Regions from separate parts of the Homo sapiens genome. Here region 2 is linked to region 1. A link is a loop called in an ENCODE intact Hi-C map of the cell type or tissue named here. Cell type or tissue: sigmoid colon. All regions are shown on one strand. Each heading gives the region's core, and the rest is flanking DNA. Links, peaks and the distances in the headings are about the cores only.

Region 1 (5,379 bases), core at 135-5,134:
GATCCACTTCAAAACTAAGCCAGTCAGAAGCTAAATTTTTAGTGTCTACCCTTGCCCCACTATAGTCAGCCTCCACCGTTCTTTAAATAGCATCACCATCTGGCTAGAAACCAGAAAGTCAGCTTAGACTTGTCCTTCTCCCTAGCTCATACCTCCTTCCCCAATTTTAAATGGCAACTGACTTCTGTTTCCCCATTCATTATTCTGCATCCCCAGTGCCTCTAATCTTGTAAAGATTCCCTCTGTGAGGAGTTGTTTTGAATGGGTATAAATTTAGTTATATAAGATGAATAAGTCCCAGAGATCTGCTGTACAACATATTGCCTACAGTTAACAATATGATATTGTGCATCTAGAAATTTGTTAAGACAGTACTTCTCATGTTAAGCATTCATACCACAAAACAAAAACAAATAAAACCCTAAAGGTCCACATGGAAGCTTTTGGAGATGATGAATATGTTTATTATTCTGGTTGTGGTGATGGTAGCATGAATGCATACATATATCCAAACTCACCAAATTGTAGACATTAATTTTGTGTGGTTTTTTGTATACCAGTTATACCTCAGCAAATCTTGAGGTGAGGGAGCCTTCCATTATTTCTTGACTTCAGACTCCACTTTCAACATTCTTGAGGCTGTTTCTCCTACTGGTACTGTGAATTCTGTCTCTCCCCACCCCCGAATCCTACCATCAGTTCTCCTGGTGCATCGAATGAGACAGAAACTCCTCAGCATGGGTGGCCCCATTGTCGTCCCTTTGTCCTTTCTTGTAACCACTTTTCTTGTCTCCTGCTTTTACGGGTGAGTAGAGTTCTCCCTTTCCTCCATTCTCGAGGTAGAATTAAGCACATTCTCTTCTGTGTTCCCTGAGCACCTACACACAGGGTTACTCAGCCTTGGAACTGGTAACATTTTGTGTTGGATAATTCTTTGTGCTACACTGTGGGATATTCAGCAGCTTCTTGACCTCTACTCATAGCTACCAGTAACTGTCCTCCACACTCAGTTGTGACAACCAAAAGTGTCTCCAGACATTCCCAGTGTTTCCTGGGTGACAAACCTCCCCTATTAAGAACACTGCCTTGTATGTGCCTCTTCTGAAGTACTTACAATGCGTGGCGAATATGTCCACACGTGTCCATCTTCATTCTGTCAGAGGTCAGTACATCTGTGGCTTCTAGAACAGTACTGAGATCAGAGTGGCCCCCAGTCAGCACGTGTTCTTTGCTGCCTGACTGTGCATGCCAGGACAGTCGTTCGCTGCTGCTCTAGACAAATGAGAAAGGAAAGTCAGCAATTGTGGAGAATTTTGCCATTTGGAACAGTTTGGTAGTTTGATAAAAGGCTTTGCTTTGTAATAAGTGAATTCAAGGAAAATATTCTATAATAGGCACGTGAGGGAAGTTGTATAATATCTTTTGTTAGAATTATTTCAAAAAGAGACTCGATTTTTTAAAAGTCTGATTCATTCATTTAATTAATTTGTCAGTAATGCTTGAATTTTGTTTTGTGCTAGGGACTTTTTTTATTCCTGGATGAAATAGTCCTGCCTTTTTATGGCCTTTTAGACTTTTCAGATAGATAGTCAAGGAGGAACTGTAATACAGTGAGATAAAATAAGTCACTGCAGGGGAGATTTCCAAGATAGTTACCTGAGTCTCATACTGTCGGCAGATGCGGCCTGCAGGTGTGTATAGGGGCAAATTCCAAGTAATCTTAATACATTGATGCTTTGTAGGATTTAGCAATAAGCACTGTCCCCCCATATTTGCTTTTATTCATCTTTATTTTAGTGAATTTGGAGAATTTGTGTTTTAAGATAGTGGCTTAAAATTAGCATGGTCATGAAGCATTTAATATTTCCTTTATGCTGTATCGTAATGATTTTCCCTCCCCCAGTTTTTTCCTCCTTTACTTGAATTTCTGTAATATGAAGCATAATGTGGCAAGGATTCTGATCTCGTGGCCTAGTCTGTCTGCAGAGGTGTATGTGAGTGAGACCCCTTTTAATCATTCGTATAATGATTGGTGGCTCCCTGTTGTTAAACCACAGTTATTGATCTATCATTTCTGAAGTACATGGCTGAAGGAACTGGTGCTGTCAGGCATTGATTGACTAGGAAGGAAGTGTAGAGCTATTCTAACTCACTTTTATTTTCATCAGCAACAGTTACAGTAGAGACTTGTGCAAGACCTCCATGATGGAACGTCATTTTTCCTGCATTAAGAGGTGTCTGATGTGACTGAAATTGCTGGGATAACTCAAACTGCTGCATTTAAAATATTTAGAACAGAATACACTGTCCAAAACCTTCTTATCTGACTTGGCTAATGGTTCAGGCTCTGGAAAATAAATTTGGGGGCATGGGGGATGGGTAAAAAAGAACAGATCTAGTATAAAATTGTTCCAAAGCAAATTGAGCAACCTATATGTTAATATTTTACTGAAGAAGTATATCTACACAAATTAACTCAGACAAAACAAGTGTGTTTTTGTGTAAGTTAAATTGTTTAATGGCTGTTCAAATAATTAAGTTCAAGTCATAATTAATAGCTGTCTTTTGGTACTGTTGTTATGTTTTGGTCTGTTTCAGGAGGATTTGGGACCTGCATGCGCAAATATTTTAGATAAGGATATAAACTGAAGATAGTAAAGGTAATTATTAAAAGTGCCTCTCTTTCATTAGCACAACTTACGTACATTTTAACATCTGAGATGAGCATTGTTTATTTTAATGGACTCTTTAATAATGCTTATGTTATGCCCTGAACTCTAGTTAGAATGAAAATGAGCAAGAACAACAAAAATAAATGGTGTTGGGGTTCGGCAGAGGAAAGATGGGAGGAGTGCATTAAGAGAGTGAAACCAAAAGAGAGGACAAAAAATACAATTTCTACTGTAGTTGCCTAAGAGCCTGTGCTTTTGTCCCTCTCTCTGAATGTTTTATTTTTGCTATAATTACAGCATCTTGCCTGCACTTTGTCCCTCTGATCCTTTGTTAAAGCCCAGATCACTCTGTGCAGACTGCGCTTGTAGGTGTGATTTATTGAGTGACAAGTAGCTGTAGGGTAGAACACCCGCCTCTGTACCTGAGTAAAGTATTAGACATCACAGAGCTGGGGCAGGCAGGAGGGGGGCCGAGGAAGGAGTGGGGGAGGCGAAAAGCAAAGAGCAGTAACACAGCAGCTCCTGGATACAGATCAGACAAGAGGTTCTGCCACAAATCACCTAGAAACATGTCAGACGCTGCATGTTTGTTGTTTTACACTGAGGGCACAGCCGTAGTCCAAAAGTATTGATTCTTTTCTTTGTACAGAGACAGAGACTGTCAGACCTAGCAGGCTGACCTTGGTATGGTGCAGACAACTATTCCCCACCCTGCCGACCAGATGAACCCCACAGGAGCAGCCTAGGCAAGATATGCCAATGTCCACTTCACAGGCACAGAGAGAAACCGATGCCTGCTGAAACGGCTCCTTCTGTTTCCCAAACACTTCCCCCGCCAGGCCCCCAGAGTGCTCCTTGTGACAGAAAATTGGAGGCAGGATTCTTGGAGGGAGCGTGTGTGCTTTTTTGTGTGTGTCTTAAAACACACAAAAAGAAGCCCTTTTTATTTCATTTGTCCGTGAGATAAACTGAAGGATGTCTGGGCAATGGTGTATATGTGTGCATTTTGTATTTAAGGCGGCAAGAGGAGATAGTTTATTTTCTGTTTGTACATATCGAAGGGGAGATTTCTGTGTGTGGGCACTTACATTTGTGAGTGCGTGTGTTTCCCCTCTTCTCTATTTCAAAAGCTTTGGTGAGATGGGGAAGAGTAATCAACTGTCACACTTAATTGATCTGCAGTTATTTTAAAAGTTGTTTAACAGTAAAACTACACAGACCCATTTGTCCATATGAATCTGCAGGTCTCTTTATAGTCTTAAAATTCACTGTACTCTTAAGTCATTTTGCAGCATTTAAAAAATTCATTTATTCTGAAAATCAGGTAATTTTAAACTAAAAATACTAGTTTGTAATTTGGAGATCATCTAATATAAATAGAAACATATAACCGCCAACATTTTGAAATCAAGAGTTCAAAACTTGATCCCGTAAACCATTAGGGAGTAGGGCCCACAGGGTGCCCTTGAGGAAGTATACCCTATCTCCTGTTGGGCTTGGTGTGTCAAGACTTCGGTTTGCCAGAAATGCTTGCCTCCAAGTAGAAGGTGTTTCAGTTACTCTTTGCTGAAGCTGAGTGTTTTATTTTGACTAACAATAACAGGGAGGATGCCTTTCTCCCTTTCACTTTTAGGAATGTTGTTGCATGCACAACTTCTGTCCATAAGATTGAGCTGTCCATGAGGAAAAACTCCAGTAGATTTCAGATTTGCCCGAAGGAAAATATGAGGCACACTGATGGGGAAGAAAAGTGATGATATCATGTGCACTTAGGGTGTAAAAACCTCTCCTTTAAAAACGAGGTTTCTCTTTTTCAAGTAAAATAATGCAGACAGGTTCAATGTGTGTAATACTATATTACATTTGTATAATTCACTTTAAATCTTTTATTAAAGTGAATTTTTCAAAAAGTAGACCACTGAAGATAAAAATAACAAGTAAGGCATTCACTTTCGTGAAAAGCCCCATTATTTTCTACATCTCCATTTTCACATTCATCCTATTTGTTTAAGTGACTGGTTTGGCAACCTAAAAGAAAACCCAATGGTTAAAAAAAAACATTTGTTTTATAGTTAGTTTTTACTTGTTTTTATAGTATGAGATCTCTGTGTAGTATTGAGTTTTGCAGACTCCTGAGAGAAAAAAAATTCTAATAAAAGTGCTATTATCTGAAAACAATGACTCAATTAATTATTTTGGTTTCTTATGTTGATTCTAAATATTTCTTGTTTCTCTTTGTTGGGTCTTTATGTCTCATCCAAAACAGATTTACATTTTGAGGTTAGAAACAGCTGAACAAGTCTGCCTTTGGGTATTAACAAAATAAGCAAACTATTTAGGATATATCAATGTCTTTACAAAAGGATATTCCACTTATAAAATGGGAGCTGAGGAACACATATGCTGTGTAAGAAATACCATCTAAGAAAAATAATGCATAGAATAGATTAGGAATGGTTTAAGATCTGAACACTCAGGATTGGTATTTCTTAACACTCTATTTTTTATTTTAATATATACATGCTAATCGTCTTTCTCTCTTCTCCGTATATGTTATAGTCACTTGATTTACTACTGAAATTATATTGCTTTTGAAAGTGTCAGTTGAGTTATCCCTTGCCTTGTTAGTATCATGTTTGATTTCTTGGACAGAGACATAAATCACTATCTCATATGCAGGTCTTTTGAAGACGCACCCAAGGTTTAT
Region 2 (5,379 bases), core at 163-5,162, 130 kb after region 1:
AAACAGGAAATGGAAACAGGAATCAAGGAGATTTGGGCCCTTTCCTTCTAAATTTCCTTAGGGAACTTGTCAGAAGTGCTTACCTAGAAATCTTGCCTGTTTGCACTCTGGCGTCTCCTTACCACCTAGGATGTTCTCTTACTCTGAAACTCCTAACGACCTAGGCAAATGAGAGACCTGAGCTGAAGCCCCATTCACTCTCAGGTTAAATCTGGTGTCTACTAGTAGCTCATACTGTACTTCATTACAGTTTCATCAGTCATTAACACTGGTAGCAGTTTCAAAGGGGTCACAGTCAACTCTGTTGCTACTGGTTTCCTTGTCATTTTATTTAACTTTTTTGTCTTTATTATAATTCGCTTCTTTTACCATGCATGGTGTTCTCACCCCAAGTGCTCATTAGGTAGTAAAGAGGAAAAGGTGGAGATTGAAGAAGCAGCTTATTTCACAGCATAATCTCATATGGTGGTGTTTTGTTTTTTTGGGTGAAGCTAAAATCTGTTAGAGTTGTAAAATAGAACAGTTATTAAAATATTCTTTTTTGAGATGGAATTGTTGTCCAGGCTGGAGTGCAGTAGCACAATCTCAGCTCACTGCAATCTCTGCCTCCTGGACGATCTCAGTTCACTGCAATCTCTGCCTCCTGGGTTCAAGCGATTCTCCTGCCTCAGCCTCCCAAGTAGCTGGGATTACAGGCGTCTGCCACCATGCCTGGCTAATTTTTTGTATTTTTAGTAGAGACAGGGTTTCACCATGTTGGCCAGGCTGGTCTCGAACTATTGACCTCAGGTGATCCGCCCGCCTCGGCCTCTGGTGTTGGGATTATAGGTGTGAGCCACCGCGCTGGGCCAAAAGATTCTTTTAATCTTTTTTTGTATTCTTTTTCCAGAAAGTTTATACCTTTCTTCTCTTTAGTCATACTTTGAAGAGGGTTTAACAAGATTCACCTTCACAGTTGTTTTTCAAGGCAGCGTTAGGACCTGACATTAATTGTTTTTTTTTGTTTTGTTTTTTTTTTTTGTTTTGAGACGGGGTCTTGCTATTTCGTCCAGGCTGGAGTGCAGTGGCGCTATCTCGGCTCACTGCAAGCTCCGCCTCCCGGGTTCATGCCATTCTCCTGCCTTAGCCTCCCAAGTAGCTGGGACCACAGGCGCCTGCCACCCTGCCCGGCTAATTTTTTGTGTTTTTAGTAGAGACAGGGTTTCATCGTGTTAGCCAGGATGGTCTCCATCTCCTGACTTCATGATCCACCCACCTCGGCCTCCCAAAGTGCTGGGATTACAGGTGTGAGCCACCGCGTCCGGCCAGTTGTTTTATTTTAAAAACCCTTTCCGTGTTATGTTTGTGAACAGAGCCATTTTCATTGATACCGCTTTGAAAACACACGAATAGACACTGAAACTCGATACCTGTGTTTTCTCTCACCAGTTCTGCTTCCATGTTTCATTTTCACTGTTCTCAGTCTTCTGATTGAGTGAATAATTAAATGATGACCTGAGAGATTGGTGGGAGTGAACTCTTGGAGCATCCAGCTTTCTTTATGAGGCTTAGACTGGCTTTTCTTTCCCATCATGGTTTTAGGCTTGATAGATGACTTTATACTTTTCTGGACAGCTGGGGGTTAAAACAGAGTGGTGGTTTTGATTTTTGGCATTTTTCAGCTGCTCCTCAGGAGAATATAAAGTGCCTGTGGAGCAGGTCCAAATCGGTGGATGTTTAAGAGAAGGGGGAAAAAATAGCTGAAGAACATTCTTCTGTGACTTAGTTGCCTTCTGTTGCATTAAATGGATGGAAAGGGGGAATAAGTGTTGTGCTTTATCGTTTTTAACATTAAAACTCTTTTAAAAAGCTTCAAACCTTAAAAAACACGAAATGACCTTCAGGCCTCTTGGCTCCCACTGTTCAGGTTATCAAGTCTCAGTCACACCCTCCCCCATCCCTGTAAAAAATCTAAAGAGAAGTGTGAAAAGCATCAGAAAGTCTCCTTTTGCCAGTTCAGCCTTTTAGTCGCTTGCCAGCACCTTCATCTCTTCATATGTCTCTAGCTAAGGTCTTACATGGAACAAAAACCCGACAGCAATGGAGACCAGATGCCGGTATTTCTTCTCTGTCACTTGGCTGCTGAGCAGATGGAATTTATATCAATCGGGCATGCTAGGAGGAAGAGGCCGTGGCAGCCAACATGTGGAACTGGGGCTGAGTGACATTTCTGCTAATGTTTTGTCCTTGTAGAACATTATGCTTCCTCTTTGCTTATGAGCTGTGGTTTTCCTGACTCAGACTAGGTTCCAGCTCCAGCTGGAATGGCTGTTGCTCTTCCCCTCTCCTCCTGCCCCCCTTTTCAGGGAGTGCTGGGAGCTAAGGAGGAGTAGTGGGGCCTGCACAATGGAGCTCTTTATTAAAATACCTGACATCTGCATGCAATGCACCAAAATCATCTCAGCTCAAGCAGAGGAATGTGCTGGGCATTACTAGTCACTTTTTGTCTAGTGCTGTGTGCTTGTTTGATTTATATAATGAGTGAGTGCCTCTGGCAAAAGAGGATGTTGAGCATATTATTGGAGGAAGGGAGCTTTTTAATTTTTTCCAAGAACATTGTCACAGACAGGCCTAATACTCATACAAAAATATGAGTATTTAAAAACGGTTGCAGCTATCCCATGGATTTCTTGCTGTGGCTTAAAAAATGTTACACCCCCCTCTGCTCCATTTAAGGTAAAATTAGAACTCAGTAATCCAATTTAACATGATATGGAGTTTTAATGTTGGTGACTACTGTTAGTAGGAAGTAGCACTTTTAAGGAATCTCACGTTACAAAGAATCTCTGGAAGGAAAACGTAAAATACATGTCAAAAAACCATAAAGGCACACACATAGAAAGAATTATTGGTGAGTCTTTAATTCCCGTCCCCTCCCTCAGAAGAGTACATTACTCTTTTCATACTGCAGGAAATAGGTATATGTGCGCAAATTATATTTTCTTCTCTAATGATGTAAACCATTCACGTTTTACCTATTTATGGCCAGTATATGACGAATACTGCCATGCTAACACGTTATATCATAAAGCACTGAAGTGTCATGACATTGCTGCTCACATTGCCAAATCAGCAACATTGTCCCCATTCCCACTTAGACCTTTTATTTCCGGTGGAAATTTAACTTAAGATTTCAGTTGGGTTGTGGGTACATTCGGAGCACCAGACAGGGGAGGTAGAGGGAGATAGAGCTTCCACTATTTTTGTTCCTTTCTTTTGAAAAGCAGCCTCTGGCAGACCTTTCCTGGTCTCTTCCAAATATGTCGGCCACATCTGTCATATCTTGAGTTTTCTAGAAAACTCCCAGGGCAGGCTAGCCATTCTTTATCTTTAAGAAGCCTAAATTCTGTCTCTTTATCACTTTTTTAAGTGATTCTCCTGTCTGATGTATGTTCCTCTTATATCTTGCTCCATGGTGTGGGGATGGCCCCACAGTTCCCTTGGGATTGAAGTAAACCCATGTAAATTGATGAGAAGCTGGAGTAAAATACTAATATTAGTATGTCTGGAGAAAGACCCAAGTCAGTCATTCTTGGAGGAAATTCTTCAAAATTGCCTTGGATTTCTGTTTTTCTTTGCAATTTTTTTAAAGCTATGCTTGTGCCATACTGAAGACAGGATTTCTTATTTATAAAGTCATTCAAGTGGCCTGATATAAGAAACTTATAGTAACACAACATATATGCCCATAGCTTATGCAGGTACAGTGGAACCTGGAATCACAAAGTACAGTTACTCCTTACTGTGTGAACTTGAGCTCTCTGTACTCAGGAATGATATGGATTCAGATAAATTACTTAGATTGGGCTGCTGGGATGAAAGGAGTCTCCCTTGGTCTACACTCTCTTATGTGCTGTTCAGAGAATGTCCTATCTCTTGCTCTCCAACTCTTGCTATCTATGCTATCATTGTCTAAACACAGGAAGAAGACAGATTTAGGTAGTGAAAAATGTCTGTGCATGCAACTACCTGCAATATTGCAGAGGAATAGGAATCTCATGCTCTCCATTCAGATTGTTCTTACACCAGTTCCTTTCCTTCTCGATTTTGTACTTAACCATTCCTGCTTTTCTTTTTGAATCTTTGGCTTCTTTCTTGTTCAAGGTTTTCTCTCTTGCTTCTCTCCCTTTCCCTCAAAATCACTCACATAATGAAGCACTGACCTTCGATGTTTCCTTTTCTGTGACCCTTATGACAAGAATGCTTCAAGCTGGAAGAGCCCAAGTGTCGGGTTGGTGTTCAGCAGTGTGAGATGATTGTTTTACTCTTGCCTGAGAGTCCCATCAAGAAGCACGGGAAAGGTTTCCTCGTAGGCCTCCTGGAACTACTGTGCGTGTGCATTTAGCTGGAAGAGAAGGGAGCAGACATCATCCTGCAGAAGTCAGATTATGGTAGCCAAAATGTGTCGGTATCTGCCCATTAGAGTTTCTCAAGAAGGATTCTTAAAGATAATTTGATTTGGTCCTTGGATTCTGGGCCTTGCCATGTTTGGTCCCAGGAACTATGGCACTGGTCCCTGCCAGTGTCTGTTGACTGTCTCGTGGGTATGGTCATCTGTCCTCCACTGGAACATAACTCCTTTAGTTCTACCTGGAAGGAGGCCAAACACAGTCTTTGGTGTTGTTTCAAAGTCTGATTCTTTCTCTTGCCAGTTGTATGACTTGAGCAAATTACTTAACCTCCATGAACCTCACTTTTCTCTTCTGTGAAATAGAAATGATAATGTCTACCTTACAGGGTTGTAGAAAAAACTGGAGAAAATGGTAGTTAAGTGCTTAGTACCTAATGAGAACTCCACAAGTAGCAGCTATTTTTGTTGTCATTGTCTGCTAACAGCATGGCAGCCTTGGACAGCCTTTCCGTCTAACCTCATGTTTCACTTGATCAGCAGCAGCCCCAGGTCTAACTAGTGTGCTGCCTTTGAAGTCCACCCACTGCCACTAGGGCTCATTCGCCACTACAAAATGAGAAACTCTCCCAGAAGTGAGGGTTGTCTCTACCTGTCCAAAGGAACACATCTCTACATCCGAAGAGGTTATCTCCTAAATCTGCTAAGGTTGATTTGAGATAAAAGCTCCAATTCCTATCTTTTGGGACTTTACGTTAGAATTTTCAGAATCCTTGTCTCTGGCCCTTGATCCATTCAACTAGGGCTACTCCTCTTTCCAGCTCTAGACAAAATTTCTTCTGTAAGAATCACCCCCTCATACCTATCCCTCCCCTCTATTGCTAATGGAATGCACTGGGATTTATCATGCAAATGAAGGTCACACCTCCCAGAGACACAGTCCCTAGACACTACTGGGTTATATTTTAATGACAGCTGAGAAGGTAGGGCCA

Evidence for each region. Peaks named below come from ENCODE experiments on the same cell type or tissue, not always from the same donor. Only the 100,000 strongest peaks of a DNase experiment are listed, where the experiment ranks them.
Region 2: a loop joins it to region 1, with 2.8 times the contacts of the local background. A loop is called at or near these places in 1 of 110 quality-filtered maps.

What each region holds. Positions count from the first base shown.
Region 1 is chr9:16,651,700-16,657,078 of GRCh38, reverse strand. The region is part of intron 3 of BNC2 (basonuclin zinc finger protein 2); the gene reads left to right. Among named protein-coding and RNA genes, the nearest start is that of BNC2-AS1, 72 kb to the left of the region's middle. RefSeq lists an enhancer at 3,305-3,805. In sigmoid colon, for the core only: no CTCF peak of the experiment used is centred there; DNase peaks (open chromatin) are centred at 3,128 and 3,468; H3K4me3 peaks cover 1,422 bases; H3K27ac peaks cover 338 bases.
Region 2 is chr9:16,519,117-16,524,495 of GRCh38, reverse strand. All of the region lies in intron 5 of BNC2 (basonuclin zinc finger protein 2), which reads left to right. Among named protein-coding and RNA genes, the nearest start is that of BNC2-AS1, 210 kb to the left of the region's middle. In sigmoid colon, for the core only: no CTCF peak of the experiment used is centred there; a DNase peak (open chromatin) is centred at 2,285; H3K27ac peaks cover 711 bases.